2 separate regions of the Mus musculus genome follow, and region 2 is linked to region 1. The links are chromatin loops, found by intact Hi-C in ENCODE. Cell type or tissue: heart. All regions are shown on one strand.

Region 1 (8,000 bases):
TGGTTTTATGTGAAGTTCCTTGATCCTCTTAGATTTGACCTTAGTACAAGGAGATAAGTATGGATCAATTCGCATTCTTCTACATGATAACAACCAGTTGTGCCAGCACCAATTGTTGAAAAGGCTGTCTTTCTTCCACTGGATGGTTTTAGCTCCCTTGTCGAAGATCAAGTGACCATAGGTGTGTGGGTTCATTTCTGGGTCTTCAATTCTATTCCATTGGTCTACTTGTCTGTCTCTATACCAGTATCATGCAGTTTTTATCACAATTGCTCTGTAGTAAAGCTTTAGGTCAGGCATGGTGATTCCACCAGAGGTTCTTTTATCCTTGAGAAGAGTTTTTGCTATCCTAGGTTTTTTGTTATTCCAGATGAATTTGCAAATTGCTCCTTCTAATTCGTTGAAGAATTGAGTTGGGATTTTGATGGGGATTGCATTGAATCTGTAGATTGCTTTTGGCAAGATAGCCATTTTTACAATGTTGATCCTGCCAATCCATGAGCATGGGAGATCTTTCCATCTTCTGAGATCTTCTTTAATTTCTTTCTTCAGAGACTTGAAGTTTTTATCATACAGATCTTTCACTTCCTTAGTTAGAGTCACGCCAAGATATTTTATATTATTTGTAACTATTGAGAAGGGTGTTGTTTCCATAATTTCTTTCTCAGCCTGTTTATTCGTTGTGTAGAGAAAGGCCATTGTTCTCCTCCTCTTATTGTGAAAACTCTGGTATTGTTTTACCATTTCTAAAATTAGGTAGAACCTAGGAACTTCTCAGAGGATAACTATTTTGAGATAAGGGGTAGAAGGGTGTATACCTTTTCATGGCCTCAGCCACAGACATTTCTGCATTATAAAGTGATCCTTACTCTCTCAATAATGTTGAATATTCTCACTCTATCCTTCTTGACCTAATTACGGTCTGATGATCTGACAGCTCAGCTAACTTGTTTTTAATCATCATATACCTAAAATACAGAACTGTAAAGCCCAATTAATATTACTATTTATGTGCTTCACATGAAAAGCTGAAAGTACTTTTTAAAAAATTACAGCATATTTTCATATTTTCTTCATACGCTACACCGTGATCCTATTTTCCCACCTTCAGCTTCTTTCAGATCCTCTTCACCTCCCCACTCACACAGCTTTACATTCTTCCTCTCTCCATCCTTGTCTCTCAAAAATCAAAACGAATAAAACCAATAAGACAAATAATAACAGACCAAAACAATTCAATACAAAGAAAAAAGTCCAAAGAGAAACCGAGAGGCCATCTTGAGTTGGTCAGTCACTCCTGGGCTTTGTGTATGGTTCCTGTACCCAGTGACAGTTCATTGAAAAACTAATTTCCCTTTACCCAGCAGGGATTAGTTGCAAATGAAAGAGTTAAATTCTTAATCAGAAATGACATATAGGTCTAGAGGTTTTAGCTTTAAATCAACACATACTGTTCCTTCACTTCTGAACATCAAAAACACTATCCTGTATTTGTCATTATCCACAGGTAACATCCATTAACATTTAACTATTAGATCAAACGTTTCTTTACTAAGAAGGCATTCTCTAACTCTTTAAGATGTCTCAGTCTTTGCAGTTATGTAATTTGTATCTTCACAGGACTACTATGAGGGCAGTTCCACAGTTTAATTGATCTAGTTATAGTTATGTAAATAGATTCTATCTAGTCAAGGCTGATTTTTGATGTTTAGTATTCTTTGCAACAACTATAACTTGACTGGCACAAATGAAACATTTAATAAAATGAACAGAGTAGCAATGTGTGAAGAATGTGCCATATAAGTTAGGTAATGTATAGTTTAATATCAAATACTAATTGATTATGATGACTTTGTTTTTAAACACTGTGGCACAGATACATGATTTTATCTTCCTTCAATTATACTTGAATATTAGGCTGATCTGATATATAACAGAAACCTCATTCCAAAGATTATCAATAAATATAACATTAAAAGTCCAGCACCCTCCAAATAAAGTTGCTTTGTTTCTAGTCACAAAAGAAAAAAAGACAAAATTCAAAAAAAATTCTTTTTGATGTCTAAAAAAGTATTCTAAATGTTTTCTGTTGATAATAGTGTAAAAATGTTTCTCTCTTTTATGAATAGTTTAACTATGTTTAGAGAAGTACACAACAGCATCATTAAACTTTTTTTCTAATATAATCTCATTTTTTTTATTTTTTATTATTGGGTATTTATTTCATTTACATTTCCAATGCTATCCCAAAAGTCCCCCACACCCCCCCCCCCACTGCCCCATCCACCCACTACCACCTCTTGGCCCTGGCGTTCCCCTGTACTGAGGCATATAAAGTTTGCACGACCAATGGGCCTCTCTTTCCACTGATGGCCGACCAGGCCATCTTCTGATACATATGCAACTAGAGACACGAGCTCCAAGGAGGGGGGTAGGGGGGTGGTGGTGGTACTGGTTAGTTCATATTGTTGTTCCACCTATAGGGTTGCAGATCCGCCCAGCTCCCTGGGTATTTCCTCCTTATACCCATATCTTTTACACAACTGATTTAAGAGGATTTCTATGTCCATGATGCAGAAAATAACACTGCCCAAAGCTAGACCCCTGGAAATCAGTAGATAATTGTAGTTGAGCCATGAAAGAAAGAGAACTGTAATTTCACAGATTTCAAAGAATGAATAGTCTTAGTTTGTGAATTTGTTTTCTTCTGGGGCAGATTATGTTTACTTTGTTTATTTTTATTGTTTTTTTTTTTTAATTAAAGTTTAAGAATATGTCATTTCCAGTGCCAGGCTTGGTGGCACACGCCTTTAATCCCAGCACTCGGGAGGCAGAGGCAGGCAGATTTCTGAGTTTGAGGCCAGCCTAGTCTACAAAGTGAGCTCCAGGACAGCGAGGGCTGCACAGAGAAACCACATCTCAAAAAACAAAAACAAAAACAAACAAACAAACAAAAAAAGATGTCATTTCCTCCCATATTGTCTCCTTACTCAGTCTCCAATAATTAATTCTATATCCTCCCAACTTAACGATAAAAATTAAACATAGTATCCTAGCATCCAAACATTACTTGCATGCCATAAATTTCTACCATTTGTCTAGACAGGTTGAAATTAAAGGCAGTTGAGGGCCACCTGTCTTGAATGCTGAACATCCAACTCAAGTCCTCAGCAAGAACAGTCTGCAGTCTCTCCAGTCTGGCTACAAATTAGATTCCTTCCTTCCCACCAAATGATACATGCTCACATCTTCTTTGTTCCACTTCCTGCTCTTTTTCATGGTAGAGCAGAAGATGTGAATGAACAGCAACTGCGACATAGCCTGAATTCCTTGGTCTTGAGACTTTGTTAAATTCCTTCATGCTTGTGACCTCAATCTGACTCAGATTCTTAGGACACAGAGAGAATGCAGTATGTGCAGTATCTTGCTAAAATGACTCCTCATCTGTGGACTGGAAAACACAGTCCCTTGTGACCCTTTGAAAACCCAGGAGTACAGGACACCAGAACACTGCCATCAGTAACAACTAAGCCGTGCTCATCAGAGATCATAGAGACTGAAGCAGCAGCCACCCACGGATCCTGCATGGGTCTGCGCCATATCCTCTGCATACATGCTGTAGTTATTTACCTTGAGTTTTGTTGGACTCCTAGCAATGGCAGTGGGCAGTGCCATTGACTCTTTTGCCACACCGTAGGACTTCATCTAGCCTTGAAGGAGGGCATATCCCTAGTATTATTGAATCTTATTGTACCAAGTTTGATACCACAGGGAGGCCTGTTCTTCTCTGAAGGGAAATGGAGGAACACTGGGTCTGGGGGAGAGGAGAGGTGATATGGGATCTGAGAGGACGGGATGGAGAGGAGACTTAAATACCTACATATTGGATTAGACAGAATGAATAAATGAATGAATGCATGAATGAATGAATAGAGAAAGTAGGAATCAAGATATCACTTTCTATTTTTCTTTTGGCATTTTGCTCTCCTGTACTCTAACATCCAAACTTATTGTTCCCAATTACCTGAATTAATTACTTTCCTTACTATTGTGACAAAATATTCATCAAAATAAACTTAAAGAAATAAGGATATCGTCCATCATAGTGGGATCATATGCGGGTAGGCTATGAGGCAACTCATTATATTGCATTGCATTAACCAGGCAACAGATACCTACAGATACAACAGTACTAAACCTCGTTATTTAACAGAATTATTCTCCAGTAACCAGAAACATATCCAGGTAACCTACATTGTGAGGTTCTTAAAGTATAGAAAGTAGATAGGTATTCAGGAAATGGCCTCTCTGGCTTTTGTAGATGGCATAGTAATGTTAAAGAATCCTAGGAAGCAGACAGAGAGGGCCCATTCAACAGGAACCCACATGTGAAACAGACATGGGAAAATTAGTCCACTGCGTTGGCCGAATGGAATGTAGCAGATAGTTAACATATAACTACACTCTCCACTTTGTGCCAAGGAAACAGTTCTGAGATGTACAAGACCTTCTGAAGGTAATGTGGGTTTGAGTAGCCTAGGATGGTTTTAGAGATTCTGATAGGATTAAACATCAAACCGAATACAAAAAACTTAAAAGTGCTGTGCCAAGATAGATAATATGATGTGAGGAGCTGAATTACTCCCCCTTATATTCTATAAATTGAAGCTATAATACTCATTGCAGAGGTTAATCCTAAAGGATTAGTGTCATTATAATAAAAGACACTAGAGGGCTCTGCTTCCATCCCCATGAGAAGACATACTGAGAACACCACCAGAAAAACAGGAGTTGAGTTGAATGCCATTTAACTTGGACTTCTGGACTGCACATATTTGGGCCAGTGCATTCATGTTATCTAAGACCCTGGTCCTTTGTATCTTATTGTGAACATCTGAGCTTGTGTAGACAGAGTGAATGATATCTGGTGAGAGAGAGAGAGAGAGAGAGAGAGAGAGAGAGAGAGAGAGAGAGAGAGAGAGAGAACATGAATATAATTCATCAGTTAAATGAGCCACCTCAAGGGAAGAAATGTAATTCTATCCAGAGGAGCATCATCATTTGGAAATAATGGAATGGAGGAGGCTGTAGGGAAGGATGGAAGGAAGGTAGGCTGTAGAACTTAATCGAGGCTGTAGAATTTTATAAGTCTCCAATAAAGCTATGGTATGCGTGGTCTTCAAGTAAAGGGAAGGACTGAGCCTCCAGCAACAACAGCTTAAACACTTAGCACTCCCACCTCAGGAACAGGGTGGAGATGGCTGGGAGGGATGGACACCAAGCCAAAGAAAACTATTCTTTTGCCTCAAGACTCTAGTATTTACTATTAATATTGGAACGAGCAAAGTTTGACTGCATTTTGTATGTGATAATGTATGAAAATGAGTCTATGAGTAATGCAATGGAATGGACAGAGTCTCATGTCTGAAAAAAAATTGTAGATGGTAGCTCTTTATCCAAAGCTTTATTTAAAGGAAGTATGAATTAGGGTTCAAAGACATCATGTGCTTAGAGCTTTGATCTTATAAGGCCGATGTTCCTAAAAGAAGAAAACCTGGTTACTCTCTGTGAGCTTGTGAGAACAAACAGAATGCAGTTATCTGTAATTCAGGAAAAAGGACTCACTTGAAGAGGACTCATATCCTCTATTTTGGAATTACTGTAAGCAAATACATTTAAGAAACCTTATTTATAGTATTTCTTATGGAGGCTCCAGTGATCTAACAAATGAGACTAAATAGTCTCATTTTAAAAATGCTTTGAACTAACTGTCTCTTACTAAATTACTCTAATCCCAATTGTATAAAAATAATTTTGTTAAGATTAGAGATATTATGTCAGGTCATATTTGCACAACCAATTTTTTGAGCGAAGAATTTCAATATGATATAGGAGTTCTGCAGATCAGCTGTGATTATTCACAGAAATTCAAGGGAAACAACTAGTCCTAAGCAATGAAATTGTCCACATCACTTTCTTATAAAATGAAATTCTTGATTTTCACACTCCCTGGACATTATCTTTCCACCTGGACAGATAATGCCATTACAGCCTGGGTAATGGTGTGATTCCATACTGAAATCTCTAGAGTACAACTTACAGTAGAAGTCACTGATAAGCATGTTATAAAGTAGGTTTGCAGTCTTCATCAGCACATTTCTTTTCTTAAATACTTTACACAATTAAGAAAGTAATACCTTCCTGAAATCCCGGAGTTGTCCAGAGCACTTACTGTGTAGGTAGCCAATGATTTTCCAAAAGCATGTTTTAAATTTTTTATGGTTATTATTAGAAAAGTAAATCTTACATTGCTCAGAAAAAAAAAACCAAATTACTTCACAATTAACAACCCAATATTGCTGCTCACACACTTACACTAGTGAGTGTGAAAGGCAACACAGATAGGGACTATTTGGACTGCACCTCAACTTTTCTCCACCAACTGTCATGGATTATATTTGGTGTGTGTGTGTGTGTGTGTGTGTGTGTGTGTGTGTGTGTGTGTGTATTGTGTATGTGCACGCTCACACATGTATTTACAAGCTTACTATTAATAACTATATAACTGTATAATTGTTGCATTGGGCATTAATCTTTTGTGGTATTTCCTTTGTGGATTTCCCCTCTTTCATACTTCTTTGATTAAAATATGTGAAGAAAATAAAAGCATAAATAATATTCAAGTTTCCTACATTGTAACAAAATCCTTCTTTCTTGATATTTTGTGCCTCAATTCTATAAAAGGAAAGCTACTAACACTGTTCAAATGAAGCAACATTGTATCTCTAGTATTATACTATCTTACAAAAGGGTAGTAATTTTAACATAATTTACTAGTAATACAAATTACAATGTCTAAAATTAAGTTTAAAAATGGAAGCACTGAAAATTTTAATTTGCTTCTGATTCTCACTCCTCTTTCAAGGATCATTCATTTAAAAAGCATATAAAACTAAGACTTTTCTTTCCATAATAATACAGTAAGCCATGTTCTACATTTAATAAATATTTTGCTGGTAGCTGGGTGGTGCCGAGCACACAAAAGAGTCCTGTTGAACTCCGTGGAGTTGAGTCAGGTCTTCTAGAAGCATTGTATTTGTATCACTTCTTTTGTCCTTGTGAGACAGATACTGATCAGCAACATTCACCCCACCAGTGCTGACTTATCTGCCAAGGACATGCCAAGCTGAGCACGAAATCATTTCCATTTAATTAGCTAATATTTTGGTTGTTTTTTTTTTTTGTTTTGTTTTTGTTTTTTGTTTTTTTGTTTGTTTGTTTTTTTTTTCTTTTTGGTTCTTTTGAGACAGGGTTTCTCTGTGTAGCCCTGGCTGTCCTGGAACTCACTTTGTAGATCAGGCTGGCCTCGAACTCAGAAATCCGCCTGCGTCTGCCTCCCGAGTGCTGGGATTAAAGGCGTGCACCACCAAGCCCAGCCTAATATTTTGAACTAAAGACATTAATATATCATCACTTCACACTCAATTCTAAAACCAAGAGCTTAGTGAGGGAGTCATGTTTTAGATTTCTAGCAATACTTGTTTTAGAGTAACTATTTCTCTCATTGTCAGTCACACACAGCTCATATAACTTTCATTTCCCCAATTACCAACAGAGAAATCAGAGTGCCAAGTCCATTTTGAGATTTTTTTGTCTTTTATTATTTATTGGAAGGTTAAGTGCAGGCCCTTAAGACTTGGAGTCTGCACATAGGCCCTGTGACCCTATACCCAAGTTAATTTTGATTGGTAAATAAAGATGCAAACAACCAACAGCTAGGCAGAAGAGCTATAGGTGGGATGGAATTTTTGTGACCAGAGATTGTAAAAAATTACTAGGGGTTATCAATAGGAAAGTAGATTCCAACAACATAAAGGATAGGCAGCTGCCAAGCTGTTGTGCTGCTTAAGGTATATTGTAAGTAAAATGTCTGTGAATTTGTTTTTCTTCCAGGAACTCAATAACCAAATATGGGGTAGAAGCCATACATATGCACTCAC
Region 2 (8,000 bases), 480 kb after region 1:
TTAAATGATTTATATAATTATATAATTAATATAAGTGTAATTGATAATTATATAATATATTATATAATAAAAGATAAAATCCTATAAAAATCTACTACCATAGAAGCTTCCTAAGCTATATACGTATATGAAAGTAATTTAAACGGACTTTTTCTATAACGGAGAAAACAATGACCAGACTAGTTATCTTATGCTAATGAATAGAAATTCCAATACCAGGAATGGGTTACATCCTGTTGATTCATTGGCCAAATGAGCCCCTACAATCGCCACTTGTCTGTAGGATATACTGGTGTAATAGTGGCACAAATGTTATGTGAGTGACCAACACTTTGTTAGTGGACTTAAGGCCCACTTCATGAGATGCAACTTATACCGGACACTGCCAAAATGGCCAAGAACCTGAAACTAGATAGATCACAGAACCTAGGGGTGATCTATCTCAACCCTAACTAAGAAGCTATTTGCAACTGATGCAGGCTCTGAAAGGGAAAATCAGTATTCTTCAATAGAGTTGCACTGAGTCATTCCAGGGCAGCCACACTCCAGGGGAAGCCCCAAGATCAGGAGTAGCTGGTTCACATAAAATGGATCTATGGGTTTTTGTGATTTTTTGGTTGGTTCAGCATTTTTCTTCTTATTTCCTTTATTTGTTTCTTTTCGAGGGGTAGAGAATATGAAGTTGGGTAAAAGGAAGATGGGGAATATTCGGGGAGAGCTGGGCAAAAAGAAAGCAGGAAAGCATATGATCAAAATATATGAGGAAAAAATGAAATCCAATAAATACAAAATGTCAACAAGAAAGATAGAAGTGATGGTGAATGCTTATGATCCCTGCTGTGGGATAGTGTAGAGGAGGAAACAGGTAGATTTCTGGGACTCACTGACTGGCCCGCCTCACCTAATTGGCAAGCTTATGGCTAGTGAAAGAGCTTGTCTCAAAAAAGGAAGGAAGGAAGGAAGGAAGGAAGGAAGGAAGGAAGGAAGGAAGGAAGAAAGAAAGAAAGAAAGAAAGAAAGAAAGAAAGAAAGAAAGAAAGAAAGAAAGAAAGAAAGAGAGGGGGTGAGGGAGGGAGGGAGGGAGGAAGGAAGGAAATAAGAGAAAAAGAAAAAGAAAGGTGAATAGAACCTGAGATTGACCTGTGACCTACTATCTCTATTAATCTTGAATGTAGAGATTGTTGGCAAATGTGGTACATCACATGAAACCACCCATACACGAATAAAAAGCATGCAAATGTACACACACCTACACATACACACACACTGAATATATGTTAAAACATTCTAATTACAAACACACCAGAAATATCCGTATTGATTAGACATTATAGAGTTTCAAGATTCTCTAGGACCATTGACCTTGAGTTGCGTAAAGAATTAATGCTGATGAGCAAACAAGTCTCAGGTTCCTATAAACTTTCTATTGACTCAACCTCTGATCTCCACTAGAAACACTACAAAGCTACAGATGCTCTTACGGCTGTGGAATTTTTTTTGTGCTATAACACTTAATATGACAATTCCTGAGCTAGTCCAACAGAAATAATTTAAGGAAAGGGGTGAAGTAAAGCAGACCAAGGATGTCTGAAATGATATACTGCATTTGCTGACAATCTCGGCATCCATGACTGCTAGAAATGATAGAAATGCTGAGCAAGCAACCACAGAACGGCCAGGCTTTTGCAACTAGGATAGAGTCAAAGGGAGGGTATGTCACAGCATGGAAACGTGGTCTCATTAACACTTGTAACAAAAAACAGCAACAATCATGTGTGGGAGAAGACAGACATTTGATATCATCCTTTCTGAACTTATCTTCAGCGGTTAGCAGAGGCAGATGATGTCGGGTCCTCTTGCCCAGATGGTCTTTGCAAACTTATCTATGACATGAACCTTCCCAGTGACTTCAGCTGTGTATGACTAAGTGCAGTAGTGAGGGCAGCTGAGAGTCTGGCATCAAAGGAGTCTTCCACACAGAGAAGAAATGACAGGGAAGAAAAGCAAGCCTCCTCCTGCTTACAAATGCTGCTTTTGTGAAGTTACAATATAGTTACAACATCTTTTTCCTTTCCTTTATCCCCTCTAAGTAGTCTCTCTAACAACGACCTACTAGCACACTCTGAAACAGTCTTGTGTATACTCCCACAATAGAACATGAAGTACAGGAGAAGTCCATCTTCCAGGATGTTTGTCAAAAGACATCAAGTCCTTACTAGGCATGAAATACATCTTCATCTTAATTTTCAACTTTCTGTCTTACAGAAATAGATTTCTCTTATATATAAAATAATCCATTAATGGTATGTTTATTATAGTTGCTTGAAGAAACTAAGAAAACCGGACCATGACAATTACCCACTTTTCATTGCTTTCTGGATGCTAGCAATAATTTTACTTTGTTACATCAGATTTGATCTAGGACATCTTTATTAGTTCGTGTATGTCATCAGTAAATGGTAACTCATTGAAAAGAAGCTTCTAATGAGACTTCCCAATGTTCTGAAAGGAGAAATGTAAGTTGAACCATGGACCATAATTTTTATTTCCTTATGTGATTTTTAGCTATGGGCAGTGAGTGAGTGAGTGTGTGTGTGTGTGTGTGTGTGTGTGTGTGTGTGTGTGTCTTTATAGTGATGTAGTGATGCTAAGAAATTCAGGAAGAACTCTGTCTCTTGCTATGCATTATGTGACCCACCTGCGATGGGGAAGATTATGTAATGTCACTTCTCATAAGAAATATGAATGTTCCATGAATGGTTCCCATTTTTCTTTCTTTCTTCCCATGCCATGGTCACTGGGGATAGCATAGCAAAACTATATAGCTTCTAAAATTCATTTGCTGAGTGTGTTTGCTGGTTTCCTTAAAACTAGGATAATGTTTATGTCTCTATTTTTTTTTGTATTTAAGTTATTTGTAGCTACTAATCACATTCTGAAATATATACATTTTTGTGTATTTGCTTATTGACTCCTCCCATTTGAATGAAAAAAGTAGAACCAAGTGAAGAGGGAAAGAAAGAAAGAAGTCGCATGTGTAATCATGTATATGCATGTGTAATGCACATATTCTTTCTATACTTACTTACTTTATTTATATCCTGACCACAGCTTCCCCTCCTTCCTCTCCTCCCAGTACTTTCCCCCCTGTTCTGGCTGGTTTTGTGTATCAACTTGACACAAGCTGGAGTTATCACAAAGAAAGGAGCCTCCCTTGAGGAAATGCCTCCATGAGATCCAGCTGTAAGGCATTTTCTCAATTAGTGATCAAGGGTGGGAGGGCCCATTGTGGGTGGTGACGTCCCTGGGCTGGTCATCTTGGCTTCTATAAGAAAGCAAGCCAGTAAGTAACATCCCACCATGGCCTCTGCATCAGCTCCTGCTTCCTGACCTGTTTGAGTTCCAGTCCTGACTTCCCTTGGTGATGAACAGCAGTATGGAAGTGTAAGCCGAATAAACCCTTTCCTCCCCAACTTGCTTCTTGGTCGTGATGTTTGTGCAAGAATAGAAACCCTGATTAAGTCACCCTCTATCTCTCCTCCCCCATCTACTCACCCTCCCTTTTTTCTTCAGAAAAGGGGAGACCTCCCAAGGATATCAACCAGCCATGACACATTCTTAATGTACCTATACGATGGCAAGTTTAATTACACAGAAGTTATAATTTCATACATATACATATATACAGTTAATACATAAAATTGATCTAACATAGTATAAATATGTATGTGTCCAATGAGACATTTTTATTAGCATTTCCTATAATCCTGAGACATAAAGTGGTATGCGTTTGCATTCAGATAATAGTATCTGTTTTATCAAAATCCAAGATAAAAATTTTGTTAGTACTATTTGGTAATGGGTGAGGTTTCTGATGAATCTTTTAAATTATGTACATGTACTAGTCATGTAAGCTAGAAGTTGTCACACTAACTATACACAAATTAATTTCCAAGGCTTTGTGTTGAGTTGAAATAGAAGCTAGGGTCTAGGACAGCTGCTGTTTAATGTTTAAAAGTTTGCTGAGAAGACAAATTAAAGTTTTTGAAATTAGGAAGTAAAAAAGGCCAGCAACTGATCCGAATGCTTTTCTCCCTCACTAAACTTTCCTAAGAGTCACATAATAACTGTTTTTTAGTGCCACCTTTTGGGTGGTCTTGTTATTACATAACAGCGAAATTGAGAACTGGAAATCTGGTCTCTGTATGTATGTGCATGCTTGAGAGAGTATTTCATGTGGTTGTTGATGTTGTTGTTGTTGCTGATGCTGTTGTTGTTGTTATTTATTCACTTTACAAGCCACTCACTGTTCCCCTCGTGGTCACCTGCTCCCATAATCCACACCCCCATCTCCTTCTCCACTGAGGAGGTGGGGGTCTCCCTAGGTATGCCCCCATACTAAGTCTCCATGAGGCTAGACATATCCTCTCCTACTGAGGCCAGACAAGGCAGCACAACTAGAAGAACATAACCCTCGTACAGACAACAGCTTTTGGGACAGTTAATTAGGACCCACATGCTACATATGTGCAGGAGGCCTACGTCTACCTCTTGCAATTTCTTTGGTTGGTGGTTCAGTCTCTGAGAGCCTCAAGGATCCAGGTAAGTTGACTCTGTTGGTCTTCCTGTGGAATTCCTACCCCCTTAGAGGCTTAAATCCTGCTTCTGTTTCTTCCACAAGAGTCCCCAAGCTCCATCCACTGTTTGGCCGTGGATATCTGCATCTGTCTGAATTAGCTAAGTACATTCTTCACATTAACTGTATAATTTTTTTTGTACCTGTATGGACTCTGTTCACTTCCATTCTCCAGTAGCATGGAGTGAAATCTCCTTACATGTGTTTTTGAGTCATGTGATTCATCATCTGTCTATCCCATTTCCTTGTCCAGCAACAGCAACCCAGGCATTCATACTCATCTAAACAAGTTTTCAAACTATTTCATCTCCTTTTTGTTTAGTTAATTTCAAGGTCAGGGAGCAACTATGGCTGTGTAGAGGACAAGTGTCACTGTTTTGACCGTGAGAAAAATTTGAAAAGCTTCCTAACCCTTCAGGTTTGTCAATGGAGAAATAAAACCTGAGATAAGTCTTAAAATTCTAATTCTGGAAATTGTGCTCACCTATGCCAGAGAAGGTGCATCTGGCTAACATTCATGGTGAGCTATGCTAGAGAAGTAATTGTAACTGACATCCCTGTTGACCTATGCCAGAGGAACTGCCTGTAACTGACATCCCTGTTGACCTATGCCAGAGGAACTGCCTGTAACTGACATCCCTGCTGACCTATGCCAGAGGAACTGCCTGTAACTGACATTCCTCTTCACCTATGCCAGAGGAGGTGCCTGTCACCTACACTTTAATATAAAATGAGCTGATGCAGGTGAGGTGAGATACCTGCTTCCCAAATTTTATAGCACAGTAACAGAACTGTCCGTCACATCTACTATATCAAAATTGACAAGGATGACGGTCTGACCACAAACTAAGATTTCTCTGCTTAAGGTTATATAACTCGGAACAATGATTGACTGGGGTGTGACACTTGTCATAGTGTATCAATCACTCATTAGAATCTAGGTGGCATATTACTCACTCATCTTAGTTCTCAAGGTTCTGTTCCCATCACTAAAAATAAGAAACCAAGAAGCAAAATATAAATCAAAGAAAGAAAAGTGAAATAATTTTATTTAAGTCAATAAACACAGCATCTATTTATAATTTTTGAGTCTCCCTTTTGTAGTAAAACTCCAAACATCATGGAAGTAATCACGTTCTGATTGGATTTAAGTCCTGTTGCACAAGATGAAACCCATACATAGATAGCACCATTACCCAATGAAGAGTCTGTGGCTAGACCAGACACAGGCCCTATAGGAGAGCCTACCCATTATTCTAAATGGGTGTTGTATTGCACTCCCAGTGACTTATTATCCATCATTCAACCCACATGAGAGAAGCCACAGGAGAACCTACTACCATTCTTCTAAATCACCAGTGACGAGACTCCCGGTGACTTATCATCTATCACTCAACCCACAACAGAGAAGCATTGTTTGCAGTATACGATGATCAACACAGAAATCTACAATGTGCCTAAGTTCAGAGAACAAAAATACTATGGAGTTCTCAGTACTAAATGAAACATCTGTCCCCGATCCTCTTCTCTCAAGGCTCAAGGATAACTGTGGAAGGAGGGATGGAAATAGTGTAGGTAACTAGAGATGATGGGTGACTATGAGGAATTGGTGTTTTCTGAACACAGCATATGAACTCACCGCAGTTTTGATGGCATGTGCAAGACCTGTGCAAGTTCAAGCTAGACCAAACCCCAACATGGAAAGAAGAGATGGACATCAAGCCCCAGCCTTTACCAAGAAGGTATTTGCAATTGTTAGCTGCTAGAAGATAGGAAGCCATTTCTCTCTAAGAGTATAACCCCTGATAAGCCTACCAGAGTTCAGTGGAAGGCTACATGGCCAAAAATTTATGCACAACACAAACCAGACTTTGTGGCTTAAAAAAAAAATGAATAAAAAGAGTGCAATAGAGGCATGTGTCCCTGGTGGGAACTAACAGTCTAATGGGACTGCAGGCCCATTCAACAAGATGGAAACTGTGCCTAGTACTGGAAACTTAGCCAGTTATCCAGGGCTCCTGAGGTTATAGCTCTTGGAGGAAAACCTGCCTCTACCACTTTACTGTTCCAGCATGTTCTCTAACTACATTCTCAAGATGTGTCTTTATACTCACAGATAAGTGTAGCTGTCACCTCTCTATGAGAAAGCTTCCCTTTGTTAAAGACAAAGACTACTACAGAAAACCAAAGCCAATCAAAATGCATAGTTGTAGACCCCAGGAAAACTGACACATTTATACTACAACTACTGCTAGGGATCAGAGCAGAAGAGAGTGCAGAAAGATTGCAACAGCAAGAAGAAAATGGCATTTGCTGTAACATTGTGTCTCCTTGGAAGGTCAGAAGCTACACCATAAGTTTCACCAACATGGCCACCTAAACACGACCTGAACAAGGACATTTTCATCCTCTTGCTCACACAATAAATATACAGACATCAAAATGGGAAAGCCCAGGCTGGAGAGATGGCTCAGCATTTAAGAGCACTGACTGCTCTTCCAAAGGTCTTGAGTTCAAATCCCAGCAACCACATGGTGGCTCACAACCATCTGTAATGAGATCTGATGCCCTCTTCTGGGGTATCTCAAGACAGCTACAGTGTACTTACATATAATAAATAAATCTTTAAAAGAAAAAAATGGGAAAGCTCACACAGCTGCAAGCCTAGATACAGAACTACAAGCAATTAAGGAATGTTTGAGAATGGAAAAAGTAGCCTTACTCAAGAAAAAGCATATATTAATTGGATTCAGTACCAAATGATCAGCCATGAAACCCTATATACACAAGTACCATTATATAGACTAAGCAGTTTATATTGTGTATGAAGAAACACACACACATATACATACGCATGTGTGTTACACTTAGAATATAAATAAGCATTTGTGTTACACTTATATATATGTATATACACATACACACATATATTTGTGTGTGTGTGCATGTATGTATATATATATATATATATATATATGTATATATATATATATATATATATATCAACAATTAAAGAAAGGAAGACCCTGAATTTTAAAGTGAGCAGTGTGGGAGGGAAAACATAGAGGGAGATGGGAGAAAGAAAGGGGAAGAGAGAAAATGATGTAATTATACGATAATTCTAAAAATCATTCTTGTGAAAAAACAGAAGGACTCAGAATCAATCGATTGAATATGGAGGCAGGAGATAAGATTACTATAGTTTATGGTACCTTAGAGAGCTCAGCATGGTGACCAAAGAGCCATTCACTTAGGACACTCAGGAGTAGTCAACGTTGCTTCATTATGATCAGATTTAGAAATAAAGAGTAAGGCAAATCAGAGAAAAGCAGGAAACTGATGAAATGTGGTTGAATCTGAGCAGG

The links. Peaks named below come from ENCODE experiments on the same cell type or tissue, not always from the same donor. Only the 100,000 strongest peaks of a DNase experiment are listed, where the experiment ranks them.
Region 2: a loop joins it to region 1, with 4 times the contacts of the local background. A loop is called at or near these places in 23 of 42 quality-filtered maps.

Annotation. Positions count from the first base shown.
Region 1 is chr16:86,299,415-86,307,414 of GRCm38, reverse strand. No RefSeq gene overlaps it. Among named protein-coding and RNA genes, the nearest start is that of Gm32357, 68 kb to the right of the region's middle. In heart, a CTCF peak has its summit at 4,729 (motif pointing right); no DNase peak of the experiment used is centred here.
Region 2 is chr16:85,816,427-85,824,426 of GRCm38, reverse strand. 4930556C24Rik (RIKEN cDNA 4930556C24 gene) reads right to left here and starts at 5,216. Exons shown (of 4, transcript NR_040506.1): 1 at 5,120-5,216. In heart, a CTCF peak has its summit at 4,150 (motif pointing left); no DNase peak of the experiment used is centred here; H3K27ac peaks cover 284 bases.